Linked DNA regions of Homo sapiens: region 1 is linked to region 2. The links are chromatin contacts, found by Hi-C or POLR2A ChIA-PET in ENCODE. All regions are on one chromosome and are shown on one strand. Each heading gives the region's core, a stretch centred on a gene start or an enhancer-like site at or near the end of the contact. The rest is flanking DNA. Distances are from core to core; before and after follow the strand shown. Region 1 holds the start of RAD23A (RAD23 nucleotide excision repair protein A). Region 2 holds the start of ZNF491 (zinc finger protein 491).

Evidence for each region. Hi-C counts contacts between places; a loop is a spot of excess contacts on that map. ChIA-PET counts read pairs that join two places held with the same protein, here RNA polymerase II (POLR2A).
Region 1: a map with no recorded cell type shows a loop between it and region 2 (8-fold over the local background). The contact joins the promoter of RAD23A here to the promoter of ZNF491 in region 2. A Hi-C loop is called at or near these places in 1 of 37 single-sample maps with no recorded cell type. POLR2A ChIA-PET finds 5 or more read pairs at or near these places in 1 of 52 experiments (PC-9).

What each region holds. Positions count from the first base shown.
Region 1 is chr19:12,944,552-12,950,141 of GRCh38, forward strand. RAD23A (RAD23 nucleotide excision repair protein A) reads left to right here and starts at 1,311. Exons shown (of 9, transcript NM_005053.4): 1 at 1,311-1,469; 2 at 3,297-3,458; 3 at 3,626-3,807; 4 at 3,946-4,001; 5 at 4,135-4,262; 6 at 4,530-4,608; 7 at 4,724-4,857. The coding sequence starts at 1,398. RefSeq lists enhancers at 1,089-1,781, 1,193-1,412, 2,728-3,927 and silencers at 1,473-1,552, 1,563-1,752, 1,773-1,832, 1,804-2,098.
Region 2 is chr19:11,797,107-11,802,001 of GRCh38, forward strand. It overlaps ZNF491 (zinc finger protein 491), which reads left to right and starts at 1,417. Exons shown (of 3, transcript NM_152356.4): 1 at 1,417-1,621. RefSeq lists a silencer at 409-578 and enhancers at 672-1,183, 1,409-1,508, 1,519-1,678.

The DNA of each region.
Region 1 (5,590 bases), core at 61-2,560, 1.1 Mb after region 2:
GGGGGGGGGGGTTTCCAGTATATCTCCTTTTTCAGCTATTGCTAGAGAGGTTGCTGAGTGTTCCACAAGATTCCAGGGACCCTTATTTACCCCATAACCCTCAAAACCAACGGGGGAATGGCTGTTGCTGCTGTAAATACTCCACATACTAACTTACTGAATCCTTGAACCTAACTGGTAAGTTTTGGTTCTGCTTATTTATTTATTTTTAAGATAGACTCTCGCTCTGTTGTCCAGGCTGGCGTACAGTGGCTCAATCTGGTTCACCCTGCCCCTTAAACTGGCCTTTTTCATGCTTCTATTCCTTTGGGGTCCTGTGGCTCAGCCCAACCCCTCTGGGATGCCTCCAGGACTGGTAGATCCAAGGGAGAATTCTGTATTTAATGTAGTGAGGCTTTGAAAGTTAACATCTTTAAATACTTCTGGGGTCAGATTAGGTATAGTACAACAAAGTACTCCTGCCCGGAGACCCAAGAATGAAAATTGTAGGTTCATTCCAAAACTCCAGATCCCTAAAGAATGAATGAGGCTACAAAATGGCACCTTGCCCCCGCTTCCAACTTAAGGTTTTTTTTCTGTGCTTGGTGGCCTTTCAGGTATTTCTAGTTTTGAGTAACTTTCACTTTGACTGCTCTACAAGGGTTCCTGCCAGGATACCCAGACCAGAATAAAACTCATTTGGGGGCCGGGTACGGTGGTTCACGCCTGTAATCCCAGCACTTTGGGAGGCCGAGGCGGGTGGATCACCTGAGGTCAGGAGTTTTGAGACCAGCCTGGCCAACACGGTGAAACCCAATACAAAAAATTATCCGGGCGTGGTGGGGGGTGCCTGTAATCCCAGTTACTCGGGAGGCTGAGGCAGGAGAATTGCATGAACCCGGAAGGCGGAAGCTGCAGTGAGCCGAGATCGCGCCACTGCACTCCAGCCTGGGTGACAGAGACTGTTTGAAAGAAAAAATTCTCATTTGGAAGAGGCAAAATGAGGTTTTTACAGAAGAAATACAAATGTCTGTAACCAGTACAGGTACATAAAAACTTTGTTAAAAATTCATTTGAGCGTGAGAGTGGGGACACCAGAGTCACTTTGCAGCCCCGTGACGTCACCGATAACGGGCATGGCGTCACTCAGGAGACCACGTGTGCGGGCCGAGCAAGAAGCCCCGCCCACAGCGCGGAGTTTAGTCTGCGCGTGCCTCGCTCGAGAACGCGCTCGTGCGCATGCCCACAAAGGCCAAGGAGGGAGTGCGCAGGTCACGTGCGCCGGTGGTCAGCGCGCGCATTGCCTGCCCCGGAAGTGGTCGGCGCGCGGCGCGGCGCGCCTGGGCGCTAAGATGGCGGCGGCGTGAGTTGCATGTTGTGTGAGGATCCCGGGGCCGCCGCGTCGCTCGGGCCCCGCCATGGCCGTCACCATCACGCTCAAAACGCTGCAGCAGCAGACCTTCAAGATCCGCATGGAGCCTGACGAGACGGTGCGGGCCGGGCCGGAGCCCGGGGGCGGGAGCGACGGGTTTCGGGGGTGGGGTGGGGGCGGGGAGGCTAGAATCCCAACGGGAGGGGCAGGGAGGACGGCGCGGGTCGGCCCTGCCCAGACCCCCGACCTGCCCGACTTTCCTGGACCCCCCGATGGTCTTTGGCCCAGCCCCCAGCCGATCGGGCGGCGCTCCTGCGCCGGTCTCCGGGCGAGGCCCCACCCCCGGGGCGCTGGCCAGGCCCCGGCTCCAATGTCAGCGCTCTCGCGGGGCGCGGGAGTCACAAGCTCGGATTCCTGGGCAGGCCAAGCTCTCCAAGACTGGGCTCCACGTTCCCAGCTTTGCAGGCGTCTCCTTGGGACACTGGTGGTCGAATCTAGGAGTAATGACCAGGAGATACTGAGTAGTGACGACAACAACGATGTTAATGATAATAAACGGGTCTCAGTCTTTATAATTTTGGTGGTCCGTGTTTGTTGGCCGTTTACTTTTTATCAGTCACCGAGTGTTGTAGTGTTGTTTTACCGCTCTGCAAAACGGGCTTGTCATTGGGGACCTCTGATCATTTTACAGATGTGGAAACCTAGGGATTGAGGAACTTTGCCACAGTCACACACAAGTAATGGCAGAGCTGGGATTCAAATTCGGTTCTGCCTCGTGTGAGCGTCCACGATATAAATATTATGCTGCCTTTTTAGTCAAAAGTAGAATTAGGACCTAATTCAAACATACTGAATGTCTATTGGGTACTTGGCGCTTTTTGCATAGTGAGGGAGACATTGAAGTCCACTTTTTGTAGAAAAGGAAACACACATTTTTTGATCCGCTCAAGTGTTTGGCTTTGGGCAAGTTAACCTGCCTACCTGTCTGTGCCTCCGTTTTCTCAAATATCAAATGAACCGGTCGCCTGCTGGCTTCCGCCTGTAATCCCAGCACTTAGGGAGGCAGAGGGAAGAGGAGCCCTTGAGCCTAGGAATTCGAGATCATCCTGGCAACACAGTGAGACCCCGTTCTCTACAAAAAAAAGAAACAAAAATCAATAAATAAAATGAGACCAATTAAACGTATTTCATAGGAAACTTAAAAGGTATGACACATATACATTTACAGTAGCACTATTGGCCAGGCACGGTGGCTCATGCCTCTAATCCTGATGATTTGGGAGGCAGAGGCAGGAGGATTGCTTGAGGCCAGGAGTTTGAGACCAGCCAGTCTAACATAGGGAGACTCTTATCTACAAAAAAAAATTATTTTTAATTAGTCTGGAGTGGTGGTGTGTACCTTTAGTCCTAGCTACTCCCAAGGCTGGACAAGAGTACCAGTTGAGCCCAGGAGTTTGAGGCTGCAGTCAGCGATGATCGTGCCACATCAATCCAGCATGGGCGGCAGCGAGATCCTGCCTCTTAAAATTAAAAAATATCACTATTAACTATTAGTCACTTATTGTCCAAGGTAGAGTGTAGAGTGGGGGACTGTCCCCTTTATTCTGTTAATTATACTTTATACTACCCGAAATTACATTTTCTTCACATTAGTGTTCTCTCATTGAGAGCAGGGACTTACTTGTGTTGAGTTTGTTCTGTGCTGTGGCCTCTGTGTCTAAAACAGCACCTGGCACATAATGGGTGTTTAGTATAAGTAAATACTGTGTTGAATGGCATGATGATTGAATGAATTCAAATCTAGCATGCTTTAGATGCTGAGAAAGCTTAAAAAACCCAGCGTGCTTGCCTTTCTGCCATCAGGGCTGGCAGTTTCTCTGTCCTAAACTAGAAGGGAAAAGAGAATCTTGGGGTCTCCAGTGACTGTCTGTACCACTCCCTCTAGGTGAAGGTGCTAAAGGAGAAGATAGAAGCTGAGAAGGGTCGTGATGCCTTCCCCGTGGCTGGACAGAAACTCATCTATGCCGGCAAGATCTTGAGTGACGATGTCCCTATCAGGGACTATCGCATCGATGAGAAGAACTTTGTGGTCGTCATGGTGACCAAGGTGGGTGACGTGTGCTGGCTGGGAGGGTGGGTGGACGAGCTGGGGAGCTGGCAAAGAGCCTGTGTGCCCAGGAGAGATTAGCTGTGAACAGGGCGGGGCCACAGCGGAGCGGGTTGTTGGGTCTGATAGGGTTGCTGATGCCAGCTCCCTTTTTCTTGCTGTTGCAGACCAAAGCCGGCCAGGGTACCTCAGCACCCCCAGAGGCCTCACCCACAGCTGCCCCAGAGTCCTCTACATCCTTCCCGCCTGCCCCCACCTCAGGCATGTCCCATCCCCCACCTGCCGCCAGAGAGGACAAGAGCCCATCAGAGGAATCCGCCCCCACGACGTCCCCAGAGTCTGTGTCAGGGTAAGGCGGGGGCAGCAGTCCCAGCTTGGGCCCTGTCCTCCTAGCACATTCCAGCGTCCACATAAGTGGTCCCACACACCTGGAGGGAGGGCAAGCCGCCAGAAGCCAGGGTCCGATTTCTCTCTCTTGAATTTGCAGCTCTGTTCCCTCTTCAGGTAGCAGCGGGCGAGAGGAAGACGCGGCCTCCACGCTAGGTGGGTGGGTGGTCCCCAGGGCAGAGGTGACTGGGTGCCCCAGCCATCAGCTGGGCCTTGTCTGGGTGCGGGAGGGCCTGGGAGCTGCCCTTTCCTCTTCCTGGTGACCTAGGCTTTGCTGCTTCCTCCACAGTGACGGGCTCTGAGTATGAGACGATGCTGACGGAGATCATGTCCATGGGCTATGAGCGAGAGCGGGTCGTGGCCGCCCTGAGAGCCAGCTACAACAACCCCCACCGAGCCGTGGAGTATCTGCTCACGGTGAGGTGGGGCTTCCGCCTCCCGGGGAGGCCTTGAGGGAGTACCCGGGCGTCACTGCCCTGATGGGCGGTTGGGAAGGCAAAACCTGCCCTGAAAAGCCTTTGGGTAGTGATTCTAGCCACTAAAGGCTTCCCACAGGAGGCTGGATGTGAGTGATGGGTGGGCCTCTGGAGGGCAGGGCCGAGGCCTCATCTGTGTCCTGCCAGGGCATGGAGGAGGGTGGCAGCAGGAGGTCTGTGCATTAGAACTAAACAGGACCCCTGACAGGGAATTCCTGGGAGCCCCGAGCCGGAACACGGTTCTGTCCAGGAGAGCCAGGTATCGGAGCAGCCGGCCACGGAAGCAGGTGGGTGTGCACATGCCGCATCTGCCCTCCAGGTACCTGACTCACATTACACTCCACCCCGCAGTGCTCCTAGGAGCCCGGCGTGGTGTCTGACTGCACCCCTTCCTACTACCAGCAGGAGAGAACCCCCTGGAGTTCCTGCGGGACCAGCCCCAGTTCCAGAACATGCGGCAGGTGATTCAGCAGAACCCTGCGCTGCTGCCCGCCCTGCTCCAGCAGCTGGGCCAGGAGAACCCTCAGCTTTTACAGGTGTGGTCCCAAGGGCAGAGGGAGCTAGGGCAGCCACCATTTCCCTTCCCTGTGGGCACCAGAGTCCATAACACGTAGGAATCGTTCTAGGTCCGGAAAGCAGGACTAAGCACATGCTTCCCCCACGCCCCTGTGCTTCCTGTGACCTGGTGACCCCCCTGGTTTCTCAGTCTTCCCAACCACCTTGTAAGGTGTGGGTGCTGTCAACATCACCTCCCACAGAAGAAGACACCGGAAACTTAGAGCAGCCTGTCATTCCCAGGGTCACGCAGCTGGTAGTGTGTGTGTCTGCCTCCTGCCTCGGGGTGGGGTCCTGGGCTGGGGCTCTGGCTTCACATACAGATGGTGCTGCGTAAATGTCTGTAAGGTGGCATGACGTCACCCAGGACAGCTGTGCCCCAGTTGGCTCTGGGACAACTCTGCTCAGTGAGGCTCCATCTTGCCCTTGAAGGTTCACAGGAAGAGTGGGGGAGTGGCCCCCTGGGTGCAAGTAGGTTCCTCTGGGTTCTCGGTGAAGTGCCTACCGGTCTTGGCTCAGGACCCTGCTGTCTGACCCTTCTCCTCTCACTTCTCAGTCCCTTGCCAGCTCCTCCTGGTCGGTCGTGTTCTTCATCTGCACTCAGCCCTCCCTCATAGTGTCCTGGGGCCTTCAGTCTGTATGGGAACCCCCAAATCTATGTAGCCAGCCCAGGCCTCTCTGAATGCCACACTCCATGGCTGGCTTAATTAACTC
Region 2 (4,895 bases), core at 167-2,666:
AGTATTACTATATTATCTTGCTGAATTGATTCTGTTATCAGTATCTCATGATCTTCTTTGTCTTTTTGTACTGTTTTTTATTTAAAGTCTATTTTATCTGATACAACTATCACAACTCTTGCTGAAGCACAGTGGCGAGATCATAGGTCACTGAAGCTTCAAACTCCTGGGCTCAAGATCTTCCCACCTCAGCCTCCCGAGTAGCTGGGACTACAGGTTCAGGACACCACGCACTGCTAATTTTTAAATTTTTAGTACAGACGAGGTGTGGCTCCGTTTTCCAGGATGATGAACTCCTGGGTTCAAGCAGTCCTCCCGCTTCAGCCTCCAAAAGGGTTGGGATTATAGGCGTGAGCCCCCGCACCCTGCCTGCAAGTCTTTTAATTCACTTCAATTATCTTAGAATTTTCCTTCCCCACTTTATACATACGTACAGTGGAACTGAGGGTGTTTGTCTCAGGTAACCGATCAATGAAGTGAATAACCTGTAGGGGGCAGCAGAGCCTAAGGCCAGTGACACCCTGCTGAGGCCAGTCTGGAGCCGGCAAAGGGAGGGAAAGGGAGCTCCCCTGGGTGTTTCCCGGGCAGCCTGCCCTCTACTGCAGGTGGCCTCCAGCTGCTCAGAACAGCTGCGGAAGGAATGTGGATCCTGAGAAGCTACAGAGCCCTGGAAAGCAGGAGACTCACGTGCAGGTGCACTTTGTGTAGGGGGGTTGGGGGGAGGTTCTGTCCTTACTGGGGCTGTACCTAGAGCCTAGGGACGTTTTGCGGGGGCAGTGTTTGGTTTTTACGTGCAAAGGGTCCCGGCGACAGACTGTAATTTGTACATACAAAGATAATCTGTGAAGATCAGGCTCAGTAAGATTTGTCTGACATGTCACCTGGAGAAAGGGTTTGTGAAGGTAATAGTTTACTTAGGTTAGAAGCTTAAACTGACCCCAGGTGAGAACTTCTGCTGGTGAAAATGAAGTCTAGGGGGAGGAAGCGGTTCCATATTCAGGGGTGGGACGGGGGGAGTGTGAGGAAGTCTCATCCCCAATTCCCGCCCTGTAGAGGACACCTGCCTCTCCCTCCTGGTGCAGTCTTGCCTGGCCTGGCCTGGCCTGGATTTCCTTCCTGCTATGAGGCAAAGGAATGACTCCATTGAACACCGAGTCTGGAATTCCCAGCACACATTTCTGAAAGATCGAGGAAGCTAACAGTGCCCCTTCTAACAATAAGTAGCAAGTTTGGCTGAAATGCAGATAGCCAACGACCAGGGCGCAGGGAGTGAGCTTAGCCTTAGAAAGGCTGTAGCTAGGATTAATCAGCCGGGCTCTGCAGGGCTCCGTTACCCAGGGCTTACCCTGTCACTCAGGGCTGAGGGGCGGAGCCTGGAACCCCATCCAATCAGGGGCCCTGGGACGGGGCCCTGCCAACTGTCAATCCGGGGAAGCAGAAGGCCGCACTCAGAGTCTCTGCACTCCTTTGTTGCTGGGGTCCGTTGCGTTCTGCATCCAGTCCTTGCTGCTCCGAGAGGCCCCAGGTGCCTCCGCCACGGCTCCTGTGACGCTGTCACCTGCGCTGTGACCTGCTCCGGAGTCATAAAGAGGACGCCGGGACACCAAGAAGCAGGGAAATGGTAAAGTGCCCGGCCTAGCGTCCAGATACGTGGAAGAGGGGCTGGGTGGAACCAACAGGATCCTGCTGTGGCGGGACCCAGGCCTCCGCTCGGGCGACCCCGGCGATTGGGACCCGCGTCCCCCATGGCGTGGCTTGGCCCTCGGTCCGCTCGGCCGCCAGGTGGGGCTGGGCCCGCAGCTGGGACCCCGGGCGTCCTGTCCCGTCCCTACGCGGCGACTGCGGCCCCGGCCCCGGAGTCCTCTCTGGGCAGCTCCGCGCCCGCAGCCCGGCGTCTTCCCAGATTGTGCGGGGGCCACGGGAGGGTCATGGGGGGTCGGATGTGTCCCGCCTTTCTTCTGCTAAAAATTAAACTGAGGCTCTGTTAACAGTTAAAGAGTTTGTTGGAGCAACAGCGATTCCGAGTGAGAAACACCCGGTCATGGCTTGTGATTGAAGAAAAGGCTTTTATAAGTTGCATGAGGAGGCAAACAGGATTAAATACTTGATTAGTTACAGTGATGCTGTCGCCGTATGTGGACTTGTCAACCTGAAATAAAAGAATCAGATTCCAGTTTTTTAAAGTTTACTCAAGCAAGAAGCTGGGAATGGCCCATTTGGGAAAACACAGGATCCACGGAAATGGGCTCAGTGTTTCAAATTTAAAAGTTTAAGTTCTTGCTTATATAGGCAAGAAATTTAACAGGATTACAACGTTTTTTATACAAGGCTAGTTTGTGAGGCACAACAATTTAATCAGAGTTTGGCCCGCCCCCCTCCCCCCGCCCCCATAGAGCTTTTTTTTTTTTTTCTTTACATTTGGGTTTCATTTCCTTTCCAATTTAAAAGAGTATATTTAACATTCCAGCGTAAGGCAAGGTGATGCCAGCGTGGACAACATGGCGAGACCCCGTCTGTACAAAATATTTTAAAAAATTAGTCGGGTATGGCCGGGCGCGGTGGCTCACGTCTACAATCCCAGCACTTTGGGAGGCCGAGGCGGGCGGATGACGAGGTCAGGAATTCGAGACCATCCTGGCCAACATGGTGAAACCCCGACTCTACCAAAAATACAAAAATTAGCTGGGCGTGGTGGCACGTGCCTGTAATCCGGCTACTCGGGAGGCTGAGGCAAGACAATCGCTTGAACGCAGGAGGCGGAGGTTGCGTGAGCCGAGATGGTGCCACTGCACTCCAGCCTGGCGACAGAGCGAGACTCTGTTAAAAAAAAAAAAAATTAGTCAGGTATGATGGCCGCTTCTGTAGTTAGTCTGGAGGCTGAGGCAGGAGAATTGCTTGAGCCCAGGAGGTGAAGGCTGCATCAACGACAGTATTGAATTTACAGCTAATAGGCAAGGTGAGGGAGAGGATGGAAGTTGGTTTAGTGTCAAGAATTAGGGAAGAGATTGTCAAACGTAGGGAAAAGGGACTTGATTGGATATCAGGTTTGGGGGAATTTTCTCTAAACTCCCTTAGAAGGGTTTTTGCTACCACAGGGCTCTGCAGGAAAAGGCCAAAGTCTACTCAAGAAGAGGGGGGCTCTGAGGAGCCTGACTAGTTTGATCAAAGAGGGAGTTTTTGGGACCCCTCTCCCAGCCTAGTTCTTCCCAGGTATGACAGTAAATCCCTAAATTTCTGGTTTTCTCCTCACATTCAAAAACACCAACTTCCCCTCGCCAATTGACATCCTTATCAATTATGTGTTTCCCATGCTACATTTGAAACAGCTGCCATATTTTATCATTTTTCCACAGACAAATGAATAGCACTATTTAAAAATGTTATCAACACCTCTGAAAATAAGGAAAACTTTTTTTTTTTTTTTTTTTTTGAGACAGTCTCACTGTGTCTGTTGCCCAGGCTGGAGTGCAATGGTGCTATCTTGGCTCACTGCAACCTCGGCCTCCTGGGTTCAAGCGATTCCCCTGCCTCAGCCTCCCAAGTAGCTGGGATTACAGGCATGTGCCGACATGCCCGGCAGATTTTTGTATTTTTAGTAGAGACACGGGAAAGAAAACATTTTTTAAAAATTTTAGTCCAGGCACAGTGACTCACTCCTGTAATCCCAGCACTTTCAGAGGCCCAGGTGGGAGGATTGCTTGAGCCTAGGAGTTCAAGACCAGAGTGGGCAGGGCAACATAGCAAGATCTCATCTCTACTGAAAACAACCAAACAAAATAGCTGGGCATGGTGTCATATTCCTGTAGTCTCAGCTACTATACTCGGGAGACTAAGGCGGGAGGATCGCTTGAGCCCCGAAGATCCAAGGCTGCAGTGAGCCTTGAGGGCACCACTGCACTCCAGCCTGGGAGACAGGGTGAAAATTTTCCTCAAAAAAACAAAAACTTTAGGGCTTGGCATGCTGGCTTACACCTGTAATCCCAGCACTTTGGCAGGCCGAGGTGGGAGGATCACTTGAGTCCAGAAGTTTAAGACCAGCTCAGCAACATAGAGAGACCCCGTCTCTATTAAATAAATAAATAAAATTTTAAAAAGAAAAAAATTATATTTTGTTTATGAATATTTTTTATGAGAGGAAACTATTCAGTAACTACCCAAAATGACATTGGGTAAAACTCCATGGCTGATTCTTGACATTGATCATCTTTTCATGTGTTTGTTGGCCATTTGTGTATGTCTGGGAGAAATGTCATTAAAATCCATTGCTTGGCTGGATGTGGTGGCTCATGCCTATAATCTCAGCACTTTGGGAGGCTGAGGCGGGTGGATCATGAGGTCAGGAGTTCAAGACCAGCCTGGCCAACATAGTGAAACCCTGTCTTTACTAAAAATACAAAAATTAGCTGGGCATGGTGGTGCATGCCTATAGTCCCAGCTACTCAGGAGGCTGAGGCAGGAGAATTGCTTGAACCTGGGAGGCGGAGGTTGCAGTGAACCAAGATCGCGCCATTGCCCATATTTTAGTCAATTAGTTTTCCTTTTTGGTACAATAATTTTTCTAGTTAATTACAATAAGAAAAACCTTAAAAATTTTACTAGCTCAAGCATTTTAAGTGTACCATTGAGTTAGTTTGACAATTTTATATAACTTCTCTAAGATGAGTCATACTGCATTTTTCTTTTTCTGACTGGTCTTTTGCAGTTAGCTTAGTATCATGAAGTTTCATGCCTGTTGTAGTATGGGACAGGATGTCATTTTATAAGAATAAATAATATCCTGTTGTATATATATATACATTTTCATTATCCATTCATCCATTGATTGGCATTTAGGTTGATCTACCTGTTGGGTGTTGTGAACAATGGATTTCAATTCATTTTATTTTATTTTTTAT